2 separate regions of the Homo sapiens genome follow, and region 1 is linked to region 2. A link is a contact called in ENCODE Hi-C or POLR2A ChIA-PET data. All regions are on one chromosome and are shown on one strand. Each heading gives the region's core, a stretch centred on a gene start or an enhancer-like site at or near the end of the contact. The rest is flanking DNA. Distances are from core to core; before and after follow the strand shown. Region 1 has its middle 26 kb from the start of CCT8. Region 2 overlaps LINC00189 (long intergenic non-protein coding RNA 189).

The links. A loop is a pair of places that touch in the nucleus more often than their neighbours do. ChIA-PET counts read pairs that join two places held with the same protein, here RNA polymerase II (POLR2A). Pooled maps may share reads with other maps.
Region 1: a loop to region 2 is called in a map with no recorded cell type, with 5 times the contacts of the local background. The contact joins two enhancer-like sites. A Hi-C loop is called at or near these places in 22 of 37 single-sample maps with no recorded cell type and 16 of 50 pooled maps. POLR2A ChIA-PET finds 5 or more read pairs at or near these places in 6 of 52 experiments (BJ, CD8-positive, alpha-beta T cell, GM12878 and 3 more).

Annotation. Positions count from the first base shown.
Region 1 is chr21:29,097,225-29,101,563 of GRCh38, reverse strand. It overlaps a transcript of MAP3K7CL not described here. Among named protein-coding and RNA genes, the nearest start is that of CCT8, 26 kb to the right of the region's middle. RefSeq lists enhancers at 1,425-1,474, 1,302-1,596. Within about 2 kb of position 1,428, at least 3 of the 41 ENCODE cell types and tissues checked have a DNase peak (open chromatin) inside an H3K27ac peak, as active enhancers do.
Region 2 is chr21:29,230,765-29,234,913 of GRCh38, reverse strand. The region is part of intron 1 of LINC00189 (long intergenic non-protein coding RNA 189); the gene reads right to left. Among named protein-coding and RNA genes, the nearest start is that of LINC00189, 39 kb to the right of the region's middle. RefSeq lists enhancers at 678-777, 1,208-1,387. Within about 2 kb of position 1,578, at least 6 of the 41 ENCODE cell types and tissues checked have a DNase peak (open chromatin) inside an H3K27ac peak, as active enhancers do.

The DNA.
Region 1 (4,339 bases), core at 179-2,678, 130 kb after region 2:
GGTGGCGGGCGCCTGTAGTCCCAACTACTCAGGAGGCCGAGGCAGGAGAATGGCTGAATCCGGGAGGTGGAGCTTGCAGTGAGCAGAGATGGCGCCACTGCACACCAGCCTGGGTGACAGAGCGAGACTCCGTCTCAAAAAAACAAAACAAAACAAACATGTTAAACAAGACCAGGCTGAGAACAAAGCCTTCAGGTGAACATTGATCCAATAATCTGTGTGGGTGACATTATTACTTGACCCAGTATCTAATCCCAAATCAATCATTATGAAGCAGATACTCTGTGCTAGACAGCCTGGAAAATGGTCTCCAATGATTCCACTTCCTGCTTTTCACACCCATGTAAATGGCATTTTGCATGACCTATCATGCAGCTTTGTAGTAGATGCTGAGCCTGAGGTATCCAGCGAAGCCACACCCAGATTGCTGACCCACAGAAATCGTAAGATAAAAAATGTTTGCGGCCACGCGCGGTAGCTCATGCCTGTAATCCCAGATCCACAGACCTCCATCTTCCTGTGACAGACTAATTAAAAAAAAAAAAAAAGAGGGACCGGGCGCAGTGGCTCATGCCTGTAATCCCAGCACTTTGGGAGGCCGAGGCGGGCGGATCACGAGGTCAGGAGATCGACACCATCCTGGCTAACCCGGTGAAACCCTGTCTCTACTAAAAATACAAAAAATTAGCCAGGTGTGGTGGCGGGCACCTGTAGTCCCAGCTACTCGGGAGGCTGAGGCAGGAGAATGGTGGGAACCCAGGAGGTGGAGCTTGCAGTGAGCCGAGATCGTGCCATTGCACTCCAGCCTGGGTGACAAGAGTGAGAGACTCCATCTCAAAAAAAAAAAAAAAAAAAAAAAAAAAGTTTGCTGTTTTAAGCTGCTAATGTTGGGGTTATCTGTAACACCGTAATAGATAACTACTACACTTTTCCAGGTGATGCGTAATAGTTTGCAATAACCAACAACTCTGTGATCTAACTATTATCATCTTCATTTTACAGAGAAAACGGAGACTCAGAATATTTACATGACTTTCCCAAACTCAAAACAGCTAGTAAATGACAGCACTGGAAGTTAAATCCAGTGTGGCTCTGAAATCCACACTCTAACTAGCTGTATGACTTTGGGAAAGTTACTGCAACCTCTTAGTAGTCAGTTTCCTCATCAGTAAAATTAAGGACTGAAACAAAGTATTCATCTCTATTTTTCTAAAATTTCATACCCCTCCTCTGCTTTATCCGTAGCCCAAGAAGCGAACTGAAATGATATTTATACTAAGAAATGTGGAGTGGGGAAACAAGGGTTTGAAGATTACTCAATTGAGATGAAGAAAGGCAGCCATGCCGAAAACCAGTGAGGCTTGTGACTCTCCAGGGCATACGTGGCTGATGCTGACAGCTTCCTATTCATTCGGGCTGCCGCTCAGAGGACAAAGGTGGGAGGAGGAGATCCATTTCCTTTTTTTTTTTTTTTTTTTTTAAAGACGGAGTCTCGCTCTGTCGCCCAGGCTAGAGTGAGGTGGCGTGATCTCGGCTCACTGCAAGCTCCGCCTCCCAGGTTCACGCCATTCTCCTGCCTCAGCCTCCCGAGTAGCTGGGACTACAGGCGCCCGCCACCACGCCCGGCTAATTTTTTGTATTTTTAGTAGAGACGGGGTTTCACCGTGTTAGCCAGGATGGTGTCGATCTCCTGACCTCGTGATCCGCCCGCCTCGGCCTCCCAAAGTGCTGGGATTACAGGCGTGAGCCACTGCGCCCGGCCCCTTTTTTGTTTTTTTTAAATTAGTCTGTCACAGGAAGATAGAGATCTGTTTCTTAAGAGGAAAGGAAGAAGAGGTTTCTAACCTGCTCTGACCAACTGTTATGTTGCAATATCTTCACAGAGATCCTTCCAGCTGCAATAAAGATAATAAAAGGAATACAACATACTTTTGCTACAACTCAGTACACAGACTCTTAAATACAGTGAGGCTAGGCAGATGGAACATGTGGAACAAAGCAGGGGAAGGGCGTAATAACAACCATGATAACCATGGCTGTACTTATATATATTGAGATGTTTTATTTTATTATAATTTGTTGTTATTATACTGGCTTTTTGTGTGTGAGCTGTTTTGAATCTTTCAACTCCTTTAAATGCCTTCAAAAACTAGTATTTTAGCTGGGCGCAGTGGCTCATGCCTGTAATCTCAGCACTTTGGGAGACCAAGGCAGGAAAATGGCTTGAACCCGGAAGTTCAAGATCAGCTTGGGCAACATGGCAAGATCCCGTCTCTACAAAAAAAAAAAAAAAAAAAAAAAATCAATTAGCTGGGTACAGTGGTGTACACATGTAGTCCCAGCTACTTGGGAAGCTGGGGTGGGAGGATTGCTTGAGCCCAGAAAGTCAAAGCTGCCGTGAGCCATGATTACACCACTGAACTCCAGCCTGGGGGAAAGAGCAGGCCCTGTCTCAAAAAGAAAAGAAAAGAAAAGAAAGCTAGTATTTTAAACTGTGCCTCAGACCTAAAAATGAGTGAACCACTGCCCTAAACCGTGGAAGAGCAAGCCCAACTTGGTTGGGAGGAGACCCTTTCCATATGGGGTCAAAACTGTACCTGCCACTTTGGCATCTTTGAGAATTAAAAGAATAGAGACCTTCAACTTCACCCTGAGGGGACTGCTATACTCATAACTGAGGAGGCAAAGTCCAGATAAATGAGCAGATAAGGTAGAGAAAGATACAAAGAATTTCTCTCTTCCTCAAAAGGAAGAAGCCCAGTAACAAATCTCCTTCAGTGCTTAATAATGTTTGGCGAGGTAGTCTAGTAGAAAGCTTAGGACTTGGCTGTTTAAATCATCCATTCATTTCTTCAAAGGGTTTGCCACTTACTAGCTAGGTGAACACAAGCTAGTTATTTGCCCTCTCTGAGTCCTAATTTCCGCCTTTGCAAAAAGGAATTATAATACCTCCCTTTTCCTTTATTATTGTAAAGATTAAAGAAGATCGCTTCTTTGAAAGAACGGTGCACAGTGGCACAAGTAATGGAAATTCAGAAAATATTGTGTCCTTCTTTCACATTCCTTTTTTTCTCAAGAAATTTAAAACCAGTACGTGTTTTTTAAAAATCATTCCAGCTGCTCCATGGAGACCATATATAAATTGAAAGAATGGAAATAGAGGGGTGAGTCAGGAGACTATTGAAGTTGTCCAGATGGGAGATAAAAATGGCTCAGGCTCAGAGAGTAACAGTAGAAAAAAAGAGAAGTGGGTAGATTTGGGATGCATCTTAAACATAGAGTTGACAGTGCTTACTGTGGAGCACACGGAGAGAAAAATCCCTCTTAAAAATTTTATTTAGCTTATTTCATTCCAAAGAAAGGGAACTGACTTGCTGGTGCTGTGTAGACTGGTGCTCTCCAACAGAACTTTTTGTGATAATGGAAATGTCCTAGATGGTTATTGTCCAGTATGGTAGACATGAGCCTCATGTGCCTCTTGGCACTTGAAGTATGGCTAGCATGACCAAGAAACTAAATTTTTTATTTTATTTAATTATAATTAATTCAAAGTTATATAGCTATCATATTAGCGCAAATCTAGGTAATATACAACCTAGATTTTTTCCCTATAATTCCTTCAAATTATACAGACACAACAGTTTATAGAATGTACAGTTTGTCCCCACACACATTTTTTATGATGTTGTCCAACCTTAACTGTTCAACCAGTTTATGTTAATTGAGCTAAAATCTGGGTGCGGGGGGTAGAAATCAACATTCTTTCTACTTCTATTAATCCCAATATTATAACATTAGTCAGTAAGCCATTTCTGACCAATTAAAAACATCATATAAATTATATCTTTGCATGTTTTCATTATGTTGCTCCTTGGCTTAATTTATGTGAAATCAATTGCTATGATAACTACATATCGTGTTATTTGACCATAATGTCTACAGAAGAAATGACTAATAAAAAAAAAACTTGTAAGGGAGACTATGTAGCAAATCTGACTATCTATTGGCCTAAGAACTGAAGTAATCATTACACCTTAAATATTTAAAAGGTATATCAAGGTTGACGTAAGGGGAATTGCAGTGGCAATAATAAAATTTAAAATAAATTTTAATTTTGTTCTACCTCCTATGTTTTATGAACAATAGTAATATTTTTTATTTATAAGAGCGTTTTTCTCTTTTCTTCCCCTCTCTTCTTATTTTTCTTTGGATAATAAGTTCTAAATATCTATCTACTACCCTATAGCTTATAGACACTTCAGTTTCTTCAAAACTAAACTTACCATCTATGCTGCAGTTAGGAAAAACCATGCTTACCATAGTATGCATACTCCCTCCA
Region 2 (4,149 bases), core at 329-2,828:
CTCTGGCATCCTTCACTGATATGGACAGGAAACAGGGAAATACTGGGTAGAAGGGGGCGGTTCCCCAACAAACGGCCCACCCTCAAGCCTGAAGACCGGCAGCCCTAAAGGAGGACAGGCATTTCTGTTTTCATGGCCAAAATTTGCCTTTTGGCCTGCCATGCACCCCCCATCCTGCCCCCATACAAACCCAAGACCTTAGCGGGCACATACACAAGAAGCTGGACATCAAGACCAGCAGACCAGTGGACCAGTGAACCAGCAGACCAGTGACAGTGGAACAATGCAGCAGAGAAAGAGAGAAAAGGAAGGATGTCTGGACTCATAGGGGAGCTTGGCCAGGGGTGGCTGGAGAAGAGTTGGGCCGCTGGATGCCCGACTCCAGGGAAAGACCACCTTCCCACTCCATCCCCACTTCTGCCTCCCCATCCATCTCACTGAGAGCCACCTCCACCACTCAATGAAACCTTGCACTCATCCTTCAAGCCCATGTGTGATCTGATTCTTTCAGGACACTGGACAAGAGCTTGGGATAAAGAAAGTTGTCACGCTGGCCCCCTGCCCTCACAATAAGGCAGAGGGTCCGTTAAGCTGATTAACACACAAGCCGTCTGCAGACAACAAATCTGAAAGAGCTTTGTAATACATGCCTACATGGGCTTCGAGTGACACAGAGACCCACCCCTAGACTCTGCCGTGGGACAGGAGCCCAAAAGTGCTTGTACTGGCCTCTGCACCTGCCTGTCTGCATGCTCCTCCTTTGAGCTTTGGGGCGACCAAGCAGGTGAGCTACACCTGTCGCACGTCCTACAACCATTCACAACATTTTACAAAATAATGTAGGTAAGGGAAAAGACAATTCAGACAATCAAAAATATTACAAAAAGTTCACAGCTGCCTAGTTTACAGCTGCCTGTCTTGTGACTCAGGCCCCATAATTCACATTTCCTTATGGCTCAAAATAATTTAGAGTTCCAACAGCTTAGATTTTGAATCACTTATTTTCACAATCACAAAGCATAGTAGGAGTCCCAGAGAGAGAGCATAGCTCACACATAATCCAAAAGTCTTTTGTAGCCCATAGTTTCAAAATCACTCTCCCCAAGAAAGGTGAGGAAAGCTGGTATCATAGAAACCAAATGGGCCCGTCTGAGTTTCATTTCCCTCCCGCTGAGAGGTAATGATGAAACACCATACAAGTACTGCTTTGAAAAGCACCTGGATTCCCCAGGTTCTTTTAGATTACCTCATGGGAAATAAAATAGAAACAAATTTAAAACTATAACTAGGTTGGTTTTTTGTTTGTTTGTTTACCAGTTAAGACCTTAGGTAGGTACATGCTATGGGCTGAATTGTCTTCCTGCAACCTCCGCCAAATGTATATGTTGAACTCCAAACCTCTAGTACCTCAGAATGTTCCTGTTTTGGGACATGATAAAAGAAAAACTTCAGTCGGTTTAAATTTAAAGGAGTTTAATTGAGCAATGAACGTTTCACAAATCAGACAGCCCCCAGAATCACAGCAGATTCACAAAGACTCCAGCGCAGCCATGTGGTGGAAGATTTATAGACCAAAAAAAAAAAGAGAAATGACGTTCAGAAATTGGAAGTGAGGTACAGAACGGCTGGATTGGTTAGAGGTTGGCGTTTGCCTTATTTGAACACAGTTTGAGCACTAAGCAGTGTATGAATGGTTGAAATATGGCTGCTGGGATTGGCTAGGATTTAGCTATTGTTACAGGTGCATACTACTAAGTTAGGTTTTCAATTTTATCTGCCTATTAAGTTAGGTTACGGTTCATCCGCAAGGACTCAAATATAGAAGTAGGGAGTCCTTCTCAGGCTATAGTTTGCTTTAACAGACATAAAGGCTTTAAAGAGGTAATTAAGGTAAAATGAGGTTATTGGCATGGGTCCTAATGTAATCTGACTGGTGTCCTTATAAGATTAGGACACAGACACACAGAAGGAAGACAATCTGAAGTCACAGATCTACAAGCCAGGGAGAGGGGCCTCAGAAGTCAACCTGCTGACACATTGATCTTAGATTCACAGCTTCCAGAACTGTGAGAAAACAAATTTTTGTTTTCTGAGTCACCTAGCGTCCTTCTGGCACTTTTTTATGGCAGCCCTAGTGAACTAATATAGTATATTAACTTCTCCACAATTTTAGTGCATATTTAAAAATCCACCCTTAGGGAGTTGCTTACTAATCTGTCTCTCACTTTTAATGCTTTGTTGACGTCCACATTGCATCAGAGCCATGTCAGAATAACTGAAATAATAGCACAGCCAGTCTGGAGGTTTGGGCTGTCAGATTCGTAACCCTTGATCCAACTCTGTGGACATCATCGACATGTACAGTTTGTTACGATCTCCGCTTTACAGATATGAAAAATGGGGCTTGAAGAGGCTACAATACTTGTTCGAGTTCGGCAACTGGAGAAGGGAAGGGCTAGGATTTGAACCTAGATGGCTTGAGTCAGAGGGTGTGCTCTTAACAATTATGGGACACTGTCTCCCTAAGCAGGGAGGAGAGGAACTGTGATATTGAAACTGCCTTTGCAAAATTATGACTGAGACAGTGAAAGAGATCTGACCTAACCAACTCCATCTTCCTTCTAACCTTTAAGCTGTCCTTGTCCCTTCCTGGGCATAGACCGAGCTAACTTTGGGAGGAATTTATAGTTTACAACAAAGACCATAACAGCCCTTTCCCAAAACAAGCCTCCTTCTTGCCTGGGGACTAGACTGCCTTTATAGGACCAATTAGCCACAAGATTTGAAATTATGTTTTAGGACTTACGCAGCTGGAGGCTACAGGATTCTGACCCTCCCTAAACTGCTCATAAGATTAGTGCTTGAAATATTTTGCAGATATTTTGATGGATCAGCTGGCACCACCCAGACTGATAAACTGGCTCACCTGATCTTGTGGCCCCCACCCAGGAATTGACTCAGCACAAGAGGACAGCTTCAACTTGCCATGATTTCATCTCTGACCCAACCAAGCAGCACTCTCAATTCACTGGTCTTCCCCCACCCACCAAGTTATCCTTAAACACCCTGGGCCAGGCCCAGTGGCTCACGCCTGTAATCCAAGCACTTTGGGAGGCTGAGACAGGCAGATCACAAGGTCAAGAGATCGAGACCATCCTGGATAACATGTGAAACCCCGTCTCTACTAGAAATACAAAAATTAGCTGGGCATGGTGGCAGGCACCTGTGGTCCCAGCTACTCGAGAGGCTGAGGCAGGAGAATCACTTGAACCTGGGAGGCAGAGGTTGCAGTGAGCTGAGATCGCGCCACTGCACTCCAGCCTGGCAACAGAATGAGACTCCATCTCAAAAAAAAAAAAAAAGACCTGTGATCCCCAAATGCTCAGGAAGACTGATTTGAGTAATAATGAAACTCTGGTCCCCCACACAGCCGGCTCCGTGTAAATTATTCTTTCTCTATTGCAATTCCCCTGTCTTGATAGATTCTGTCTAGGCAGCAGGCAAGGTGAACCCACTGGGTGGTTACAATATATCTGAGCTTTAGTGACTGAGAGAAAGGTTGAATCACTGGCAGAAACAGAGAAGATCCCAAAGTCTTCTTGTGAAGAGAAACGTGATGAGGTGGATGTTAGACCTGTTAATTTCAATGGAGAGCCTTCACACAGAGCTGGGAGATTCATGGCAGGGCCATGGGTGAAGAACTGGGGCTTCTCCATTTAAGGCATGGAAGCAGAGGAGACCTCTAAGCAGAAAATTGCAAAGAAGAGAATTACAAATCCTTCCTTTGGGTGTGGCCACAGTTAAGATGAGAATGAGGGAGCGGCAGCTGTGAAGAAGCCAGAGAGGCCGAGCGTAACCAGAAAACACAGAGTCCTGGGATTCCAGGGTAGAATATGTCAGGGATGTGGTAGTAAACACTCAGAACAGCAAACTGCTGACTAGTGCTGTCAGCAAACTGAAATAAGCACTGCATTGAGGGCAGGCAATTGGTTTAACTCCAACATACTCAACTTTTCATTATTGAGATATTCTGGGCACCATCTAATAAAAACTAGCATTTTCCAAAAAACTTCTTAATTCTCAGTCCTCACTTACATATTGAAAAAAATTGTAAAATACACAGAAACAGAAACATATGATTGGCTTTAT